2 separate regions of the Homo sapiens genome follow, and region 1 is linked to region 2. Evidence: read pairs that join two places in POLR2A ChIA-PET (ENCODE). Cell type or tissue: OCI-LY7. All regions are shown on one strand. Each heading gives the region's core, and the rest is flanking DNA. Links, peaks and the distances in the headings are about the cores only. Region 1 overlaps BICRAL (BICRA like chromatin remodeling complex associated protein). Region 2 has its middle 8.0 kb from the start of RPL7L1.

The links. ChIA-PET counts read pairs that join two places held together with the same protein. Peaks named below come from ENCODE experiments on the same cell type or tissue, not always from the same donor. Only the 100,000 strongest peaks of a DNase experiment are listed, where the experiment ranks them.
Region 1: POLR2A ChIA-PET joins it to region 2 with 15 read pairs; 9 of 35 experiments call an interaction of 5 or more read pairs at or near these places.

What each region holds. Positions count from the first base shown.
Region 1 is chr6:42,814,747-42,820,125 of GRCh38, forward strand. The region is part of intron 2 of BICRAL (BICRA like chromatin remodeling complex associated protein); the gene reads left to right. Among named protein-coding and RNA genes, the nearest start is that of BICRAL, 35 kb to the left of the region's middle. In OCI-LY7, for the core only: a CTCF peak has its summit at 5,163; no DNase peak of the experiment used is centred there.
Region 2 is chr6:42,868,910-42,874,288 of GRCh38, forward strand. No RefSeq gene overlaps it. Among named protein-coding and RNA genes, the nearest start is that of RPL7L1, 8.0 kb to the right of the region's middle. In OCI-LY7, for the core only: no CTCF peak of the experiment used is centred there; a DNase peak (open chromatin) is centred at 2,832; H3K27ac peaks cover 1,121 bases.

The DNA.
Region 1 (5,379 bases), core at 230-5,229, 54 kb before region 2:
ACTCCTGACCTCAGGTGATCCGCCTGCCTCAGCCACTAGGCTATTATTTTTGAAAGAAGCAAAAGAACAGATAAGCAGATAAAGGAGGAAACAAAAACATTTGTAATAGTGGCCACATACCAAATTTCAGTTTGCGCAGTCTTTGAAATCCTGTTCTATTACTTTTTTTTTTCTTTTTTTTTGAGACAGGGTCTCACTCTATCACCCAGGCTGGAGTGCAGTGGTGCAATCTCAGCTCATTGCAACTTCCACCTCCTGGTTCAAGAGATTCTCATGCCTCAGCCCCCATAGTAGCTGGGATTACAGGCACGCACCACCACGCCTGGCTCATTTTTTTTGTATTTTTAGCAGAGACAGAGTTTCACCATGTTGGCCAGGCTGTTTTATGACTCCTAAGGGTGAAGTTTGGTTTTCTTCCATTGCTACTGGTCAGAATATCTTTTTTTTTTTTTTTTTTTTTTGAGATGGAGTCTCGCTCTGTTGCCCAGGCTAGAGTGCAGTGGGGCAATCTTGGCTCACTGCAACCCCCATCTCCTGGGATCAGGCAATTCTCCTGCCTAAGCCTCCCGAGTAGATAGGATTACAGGCATCCACCACCACATACAGCTAAATTTTTTGTATTTTCAGTAAAGACAGGGTTTCACCATGTTGGCCAGGTTGGTCTCAAACTCCTGACCTCAGGTGATCCGCCCATCTCGGCCTCCCAAATTGTTGGGATTACAGGCGTGAGCCACCGTGCCCAGCCCAGAATATCTTAAATAGGCAAAACTGATTTGCTGAACTGGGTTTCCTGAAATATCTGTTCTTGCAACCAATTATGTTTCTTCATGAGAGCTTAGATTTTCTCCCTCTGTGTGGAAAAAAAATTAATACACTGTTATATCTCTGCCTTGGAGGTCTTTGAAGTTTTGCTGTGAACTTAATTAAATTCAGACTGTTTTTAAGATACAGTATTTCTTGGCCGGGCGTGGTGGCTCCTGACTGTAATCCCAGCACTTTGGGAGCCTGAGGTGGGCGGATCACCTGAGGTCAGGAGTTCGAGACTAGCCTGACCAACGTGGAGAAACCCTGTCTCTACTAAAAATACGAAATTAGCCAGGCATGGTGGTGTGGCCCTGTAATCCTATCTCGGGAGGCTGAGGCAGGACAGTCACTTGAACCCGGTAAGCGGAGGTTGTGGTAAGCCAAGATTGCGCCATTGCTCTCTAGCCTGGGCAACAAGAGAGAAACTCTGTCTCAAAAAAAAAAAAAAAAAAAAAAAAAGATACAGTATTTCTTTTAAGACAGCTGATGTGGCTTATTCTCCAGGCCAGTAGGCTGCTTTAAAATATTCTAAGGGCTGGGCATGGTAATTGTAATCCCAGCACTTTAGGAGACCAAGGTGGAGGATCACTTAAGTGCAGCAGTTCGAGACCAGCATGGGCAACATAGTGAGACCTCGTCTCTACCAAAAAAAAATGAAAAAAAAAAAAGTTCTAAGTATTTAGCTGGGCACTGTAGCATACACCTGTAATCCTAGCTACTCAGAAGACTGAAAGGGGAGGATCGCTTGGGCCCAAGAGTTCAAGGCCAGGCTGGGCAACATAATGAAACCCTGTCTCTTCAAAAAAAAAAAAAGTTCTGAGTATTTGGTATATTTAGTATACTTAAGGAAAGCGAGCCTTACTTGAGGTTCTTTTTAAATTTTATTTTATTTTTGAGATAGGGTTTGGTACTTTTGCCCGGGCTGGAGTGCAGTGGCACGATCACGGCTCACTGCAACCTTCATGTCCTGGGCTCAAGTCATCCTCCGACCTCAGCCTACCAAGTAGCTGGGACTAAAGGCAAGCACCACCACACCCAGCTAAACTGACTTGAGGTTCTTGTACTTCATTTTGTGTCCTTCTTCTCCTTGTTTTATTAATTGTTTTTCTTTTTTGATTAGATCTTACATGCATGTGGCACAAATTTCAAAATGTACAAAAGGACATATAAATAAAGAGTATCAGCCGGGCGTGGTGGCTCACGCCTGTAATCCCAGCACTTTGGGAGGCCGAGGCGGGCGGATCACGAGGTCAGGAGATCAAGACCATCCTGGCTAACATGGTGAAACCCAGTCTCTACTAAAAATACAAAAAATTAGCTGGGCGTGGTGGTGGGCGCCTGTAGTCCCAGCTACTCGGGAGGCTGAGGCAGGAGAATGGTGTGAACCTGGGAGGCTGAGCTTGCAGTGAGCCGAGATTGCACCACTGCACTCCAGCCTGGGCGACAGAGCGAGACTCCATCTCAAAAAAAAAAAAAAAAAATTGTGTATCTTCCTCTGTTCCCCAGTCACCCTGTTTTCTTCCCAGAAGCAACTAGTGTTACTGGTTACCTGTGCTTCATTTTAGGTTCTATACATTTACACACACACATCATTTATATGTGTGTGTGTGTGTGTGTGTGTGTATATATGTGTGTGTGTGTATTTCCCCCACACACACATTTGGGAACATAATGTACATAATATTCTGCACCTTTCTTTTTTAATTGACCATATATCCTACCAAGTTAGTATGATTAAAACTGCCTCATTAGTTTTAATGACTGCAGAGTACTCCACTATGTAGGTAAACCATAATTGATTTAACCAGGACATTTAATCATGGACATTTAGGGTTTTTAAGAGAGTTTTTTAAATTAAGATATAATTTACATACCATAAAACTCACCCTTTTAAAGTATATAATTCAGTAGTTTAATACAAGAACTCTTTTTTTTTTTTTTAAGAGGCAGAGTCTGGCTCTGTCGCTTTGGCTGGAGTGCAGTGGTGTAATCATAGCTCACTGCAGCCTTGACCTCCTACGCTCAAGCAAACAATCCTCCCATCTCAGCCTCCCAAGTAGCTGGAACTACAGGTGTGCATCAGCACACTCAACTAATTTTTAAATGTTTTGTAGAGATTGGGTCTCACTACATTGCCAAGCAGGTTCAAGAACATTTTTATTGCCCCAGAAAGAAACCCCATACCCATGACATCTAGGGTTTTGCCGTCCTTTGTTAAAACCAATTAATACTAAAATAATAATAATACTGCCCTGGATATTCTTATACACATATCATTTGGCACATGTGAAAGAATACCCACGTGACAGCTGGTTATGGTGGCACATACCTGTAGGCCCAGCTACTTAGGGGGTTAAGGATCTCTTGAGCCCAGAAATTCAAGTCCAGCCTGGGCAACATAGAGAGACCCTATCTCTAAAAAAAAAAAAAAAAAAAGTGAGTAAAAAAGAATATCTGCAGTACAAATACCTGGAAATGGATTTGCTTGGTAAGCTGATCTGTGCACTTAAGATTTTGAAAGACATTGCTAAATTGCCCTCACTAGAGGTTATATGAGTCTGTATCCTGTCAGTGTATAAAAGTTCCTATTTCCCCACTCCCTGCTAGCAGAATCCTTCATCCAACTTTTCTGTCTTTGCCAATCTGACAGGACATGTAGTATCTCACTACAATATTAATTTTTATTTCCCTTATTGTAAGTAAGGTTGATTATTTTATATGCTTAGGAGCTAGTTGTATTTCCTTTTCTGTGAATTGATTGCTCATAAACTGATTAAATCTTTGATATTCTGGATGGATCCTGATAAAAAAATTTTCCTTATTTATAAGAGCTCTTTATGTATTAGGGAGAAAAGCCCTGATAAAAAATTTTCCTTATTTATAGGAGCTCTTTGTGTATTAGGGAGAAAAGCCTTCTGGGGTATGAAGTGGAGGTATTTTTCTTAGTTATTTTTGTTTATTTGTTTTAGTCTTTGACTTTGCTTATGATGTGTTTTTCTTTTATCATGCAGAAGCTTTGCACTTTATGTCGTTGACTTTGTCAGTCTTTTATGACTTGTGTGTCTTATGACATCCTTAGACTTTCCTCACTCCAAGATTGTTAAAAAAAAAAAAATTCTCCCATGAGTTATTCTATTACTTTAAGGTTCTTTCTCCATCCACCATTTAACTCCTAGATCCATCTAGAATTTATTTTTGTGTAAGATATGAGGTGTGAATCTACCTTATTTTCCCCATATGGTTAACAACTTTTCCCCACCGCTTTGAAACGTCATTTTTACACTGTGTCCTCTTGATTAAAAGCTATTATTTAAGATGTTTGTTGGTGCAATTCAGAACAGTTTTAAATATTAGCTTTAATTTTTTAAGAGAGGTAGTCAGGTGTTCAGGACAGTGATTTCTGAACTCTTGGGGTGCCTACAGCCCCCTTCCCTCCACGACAAATCCCACTGTCTAGTGCTATTTACAGAGGGGAAGACGTCTTGCTCATGTCTGTTGGGCCAAGAAATAGTTTCCAATCACTCATCCAGGGATTTCCCCTTAGCCTCATAAAATCCACCTGGGGTCAGCCACCCATCTAGGGATTCCAGGGTTGTTACTTGAATGTGAAAAGAGCCTCAACAGGAGTCCAGAAGTAAATGGAGAATCTTTCCAGAGAAAACAGAATTCTTCACTTTTAGGTCATTAGTGACTGATCTTCAGATTATCTTCTCGTTTTATTTATTTTTATTTTTATTTTTAATTTTATTTTTTGAGACAGAATCTCTCTCTGTCACCCAGGCTGGAGTGCAGTGGCATGATCTCGGCTCACTGCAACCTCTGCCTCCCAGGTTCAAGCAATTCTCCTGCCTTAGCCTCCCGAGTAGCTGGGACTACAGGCAAGTGCCACCATGCCTGGCTAATTTTTTGTATTTTTAGTAGAGACGGGTTTCACCGTGTTGGCCAGGCTGATCTCGAACTCCTGACCTCAGGTGATCCACCCACCTCGGCCTCCCAAAGTGCTGGGATTACAGGCATGTGCCACCATGCCCGGCCTATCTTCTCATTTTAAAATCATAGACAATTTTACAATTTTGCTCTGGTAAATTTACTTTGATGGACCATAGGTCATCTGGTGAAAGGAACCCCTGGATTAGGCTATATTATGACTACATTTTGGCATTATTTGAAGCTAGAGAATACAGGGCTAAGGGTCATCTCTTTTAATTTGAAACTGTTTAAGGTGAGAAAAGAGTGTGACCCTTTAAAAAGCAGAATTCTCAGGGTGCCCCTGACTGTAAAGGCTCCTAGAGTTGTACCTACTGGGACCAGAGGAGAAGGCCTGTCTGGCAGTTCCTGATGCTGCTGATAGGGGGTAGATATTCCCAGGGAGCCTTCTTTCAAGCCAAGTGTTTGACTCCCTGTTTTGTTTGGTAGAGAAGGTTGCACAATGGCTTTTAATCTCATTCAATATTATAAAAGTGTTCTGTTTGCACTACTCAAGTAGTTTGTCACTCTAAACTTAGGGGTAGCAGCTGTTCTCTGTGCTTGAAAGTGCTAGTGGTAGTAACACCTCAATGGAGTGACTGGTGTTGA
Region 2 (5,379 bases), core at 195-5,194:
CTTGCTCTGTCCCCCAGGCTAGAGTGCAGTGGCACACAATCTCCGCTGACTGCAAGCTCCACCTCCCAGGTTCACGCCATTCTCCTGCCTCAGCCTCCCTAGCAGCTGGGACCACAGGCGCCCGCCACTGCGCCTAGCTAATTTTTTGTATTTTTAGTAGAGACGATGGTCTCGATCTCCTGACCTTGTGATCCACCTGCCTCGGCCTCCCAAAGTGCTGGGATTACAGGCGTGAGCCACTGTGCCCGGCCTAGGAGATTTTCTTCAGTTATGTTTATTTTGTTTCTGCAAGGACAAGGAAAAAGCTAAGTGATAAATGATTTTACATAAGAGATATTCCAGAATTAACGTTTCTCTTTGGATTCAACATATTGGACCAAATTTTGTATTAAAAAATAACTCTATAACCTTATGTGTAAAATCAGCCCCATGAGGCCCTTTTGAATTCCTGCCCTCACAAGTGTTTTTCCACCCAAATTGTTAGGGAAGCTTCTAGAGGTGAAATGTATTTCTGGGAACAAATTGTTCTTTAGGGCCTAGAATTTACACTTGTACTCATTTATGGTTTAATTAGATTCTCCCCTGTGCCCTAAGAGCAGTAGAAAATCAAGATTCAGCAGTAATCAGTACATAAATAGAAAGTCATTTTCTAAAAAGATTAAAAGGCAACAAAGAAAGTCATTTTCAAATAACTAACAGAATGATATGAAGGGATCTATCCACTGATGTCATGTATAGTGTTACCCTAATGTCAAGTTTCTCTTCTTGCTAAGGATAAATGTGTGTCCAGAATGACATTTTTGTCCCTCTTCAGGCCATTTACAATGGGAGTGCCCCAGGAATGAAGAGTTAGAAGGAAGGATCAGCCGGGTGTGTTGGCTCACACCTCTAATCCCATCACTTTGGGAGGCCGAGGCAGGCAGATCACCTGAGGTCGGGAGTTTGAGACCAGCCTGACCAACATGGAGAAATCCCATCTCTACTAAAAATACAAAATTAGCTGGGTGTGGTGGCGCATGCCTGTAATCCCAGCTACTTGGGAGGCTGAGGCAGGAGAATCACTTGAACCCAGGGAGAGGTGGGGGTTGTGGTGAGCCGAGATCGCGCCATTGCACTCCATCCTGGGCAACAAGAGCGAAACTCCATCTCAAATAAAAAAGGAAGGATCATCTGGTTGCTAGGTTAGGATCTGTCTCTGTTCCCTGGGGGCATGCCTGGAGGAAAGACAGGCATCTTCTCTTAGGATGGTTAAAACCCTCAGCTGTGTGTATGGGAGGACACATTCCAGGAAAGGGGCCCTAAGCACTTCCTGAGGCAGAGAAAGTTCCAAGTTAATTATTGGGGGAAAGGTAAGGGAAAATAAACCTTTACAGTGTGGGGGCACTGCAACAGCATTGCTCAGGCAGGGCTCTAGCTGTGCTGTACTGAAAGGGCTAGGCCCTGGGGTTCAGGGTCATGCCCTACTTGCAGCCTTGTGTGTGCTCTCCAAGACAGAGGAGGACCCGTTGGGTATCCAGCTGAAAATGATGATCATTAACCAACAATATTACTTGAGCAGTTGACTGTTGGCAGACACTGTGCCAGACATTGGGATATACAGATAATTCAGGCATGCTTTCTGCTTTCAAAGGGCTCACAGTATACAGGGGGAGCAACACACAGATATACATTACATTTGGGAACTGACTGGAGTTCAGGAGAGAAGAAAATAGGATGCTATAATTTTTCTGGGCTGGGCATGTGGCTCATGCCTGTAAGCCCAACGCTTTGGGAGTCTGAGGCAGGAGGACTGCTTGAGGCCAGGAGTTCAAGACAAGCCTGGGCAACACACAGTGAGACCTATCTCTACAAAAAAAATTAAAAATTAGCCAGGCATGGTGGCATATGCCTGTAGGCCCACCTACTCAGGAGGCTGAGGCCAGAGGATTGCTTAAGCCCAGTTCAAGGCTGCAGTGAGCCATGATCATGCCACTGGACTCAAGCCTGGGTCACAGAACAAGACCTTGTCTCAAAAAATAAAATTCTTCTGGACTGCCACAATAAATTGCACAGAGAGCTGTAAATTACATTTCCATGCCCTGGTTCTTAGTATTTTCCTGAGTTAAACTTGAGAAAAAAATATACCTTCTGCAGTAACAAAGATAAAAGACTTTATTTATTTATTTATTTATTTTCTGAGACGGAGGGAAATTTCCCTCTTGTTGCCCAGGCTGCAGTGCAATGGCGCAATCTCGACTCATCGCAACCTCTACCCCCAGGTTCAAGCGATTCTCCTACTTCAACCTCCCGAGTAGCTGGAATTACAGGCGCCTGCCACCATGCTGGCTAATTTTGTATTTGTAGTAGAGATGGGGTTTCTCCATGTTGGACAGGTTGGTCTCGAACTCCCGACCTCAGGTGAACGGCCTGCCTCGACTTCCCAAAGTGCTGAGATTACAGGCGTCAGCTACCACACCAAGACCTTTGTAATTAAATTGTTAATTATGTGGAGAAATCTGTTTCAGTGTATTCACAAATAGCAGGAGCACATATGTAGTATAAAGTGGATTCTGTAATATGAATTGCCTGTCTACGCTGCTGCAGGTAAAAGACCTTTATAAGAAACCCAGGCCGCGTGTGATGGCTCACGCCTGTAATCCCAGCACTTTGGAAGGCTGAGGCAGGTGGATTACCTGAGGTCCGGAGTTTGAGACCAGCCTGACCAATATGGTGAAACCCTGTCTCTACTAAAAATACAAAAATTAGCCAGGCGTGGTACACCTGTAGGCCCAGCTACTCGGGAGGCTGAGACAAGAGAATTGCTTGAACCCAGGAGGCGGGGTTGCAGTCAGTGAGCCGAGACCACACAACTGCACTCCAGCCTCCAGCCTGGGCAACAAAGTGAGACTCAGTCTCAAAAAAAAAAAAAAAAGAAACCCTCATCTGTATTACTCTTGGGTATGTGCTGGAGTCTGACCTTTGAAACCAATTGCAAAGGCAAGAAGATCCTTGGGAAAAAAATTACTTCTATGAAGGTCAAGGAAAGCAGTGCAACTGGGTGGGCAGAAAGTGCCTTTGGCAGCAGAATGTGGAAATTGGTTCTGGTATCTCATCTATCACATAATCATGTATCTTCATACAACTTAACTCTCAGTCACCGTGTCCTTGCCCATAAACTAAGAAGACTGGTCTTGGCCCTCTACTTCTTAGGGTGTAAAATGTGTTACTAAGGCCGGGTGCAGTGGCTCACACCTGTAATCCCAGTACTTAGGGAGGCTGAGAGGAGGGCTGATCACCTGAGATCAGGAGTTAGAGACAAGCCTGGCAAACAAGGTGAAACCTTGTCTCTGCTAAAAAAAAAAAAAATACAAAAATTATCCAGGCATGTTGGCGGGTACCTGTAATCCCAGCTAATCAGAAGGCTGAGGCTGGAGTATTGGTTGAACCCAGGAGGTGGAGATTGCAGTGAGCCAAGATCGTGCCACTGCACTCCAGCCTGAGTGACAGAGCAAGACTCTGTCTCCAAAAAAAAAAAAAAAAAAAAGGGTGTTACTGAAGACATGTAGACAGTAAAAAGAGCAGGGCCGGGCACAGTCACAGTGGCTCACGCGTGTAATCCCAGCAGTTTGGGAGGCCGAGGCGGGCAGACCACCTGAGGTCAGGAGTTCAAGACCAGCCTGGCCAACATGGCGAAACCCCATCTTACTAAAAATACAAAAAATTATCTAGGCATGATGGCACATGCCTGTAGTCCCAGCTACTCAGGAGGCTAAGGCAGGAGAACCACTTGAACCTGGGAGGTGGAGGTTGTAGTGAGCCAAAATTGTGCCACTGCACTCCAGCCTGGCTGACAGAGCGAGACTCCATCTCAAACATGAAAAAAGAAAAAGAAAAAAGAGACCAGGCGCAGTGGCTCACACATGTAATCCCAGCACTTTGGGAGGCCGAGGCAGGTGGATCACCTAAGGTTGGGAGTTCAAGACCAGCCTGACCAACATGGAGAAACCCCATCTCTACTAAAAATACAAAATTAGCCAGGCGTGGTGGTGCATGCCTGTAATCCCAGCTACTTGGGAGGCTGAGGCAAGAGAATCGCTTGAACTGCAGAGGCGGAGGTTGTGGTAAGCCAATATCACACCATTGCACTCCAACCTGGGCAACAAGAGCAAAACTCCATCTCAAAAAAAAAAAAAAAAAAAGTAAAACGAGCCATGTTCCATTATCCCTAAATAATTCAGAAGTTTGGGTTTTTCTGTTTTGCTTTTAGTCTTACCTGCTACATACTTTCACCTTCCTACCCCAGCTTTCTTGTCTATCCTCAAGCCTCAAAAGGCTGCTGCCCCTCACCTGTTCTCTCCCTTTCCTTCCCACTTTTGCTACCTTATGTTTGTTTTTCATTAGGATCAAAAGCTGTTGTTCACATTGTCTGCCTCAACTCCAGGTTCATCCACTGCTCTCAGACTAATCTCTTTCCTACTTGCTTCCTGATAACCCCTTGTCACTTACAAGCAAAGCTTGAAGCAAAATGAAGCTGACTGCAAAAAGTGTCTTAATCCAAGAAAGAGGATGGAGCAGATGGGAAATTGCAGATAGAGTTCCTCTTAGGGTGTGTTAGGTGTGGCAGCTTTGCCTTAAGTAAGAGTAGGATTCCAAATAATCCAGAAGTGCAGAGAATACTGAAATAAATTATGCACGGACGTGTTAGGAAAGGGATTCTGGAACCAATTCAGAGAGAACCACAAAAATCCAATTACTTACAGAGCTTTCTTTTTTTTTTTTTCCTTTTTATTTCTTTTTTTATTTTTTTTCTGAAACAAGGTCTGGCTCTGTCACCCAGGCTGGAGTGCAGTGGCGTGATCTCTGTTCACTGTAACCTCCACCTCCCAGCCTCAACCCATCCTCCCATCACAGCCTCCCAAGTAGCACGACTACAGGCACACACCACCATGCCCATCTAATTTATATATAGATATAGATGTTTTTCCTTTTTCTTTCTTTTTTTTTTTTCTGAGACGGAGTTTGACTCTGTTGCCCAGGCTGGAGTGCAATGGCGTGATCTCAGCTCACTGCAACCTCCACCTCCCCAGGTTCAAGCGATTCTCCTGCCTCAGCCTCCCAAGTAGCTGGGATTACAGGCACGTGCCACCATGCCCAGCTAACTTTTGTATTTTTAGTAGAAACGGTTTCACCATGTTGGCCAGGCTGGTCTCGAACTCCTGACCTTGTGATCTGCCCACCTCGGCCTTCCAAAGTGCTGGGATTACAGGCATGAGCCACTGTACCCGGCCTTTTTTTTCTTTCTTGAGACAAAGTCTCACTCTGTCGCCCAGGCTGGAGTGCAGTGGTGCAATCTTGGCTGACTGCAACCTCCACCTCCCAGATTCAAGCGATTCTCCTGCC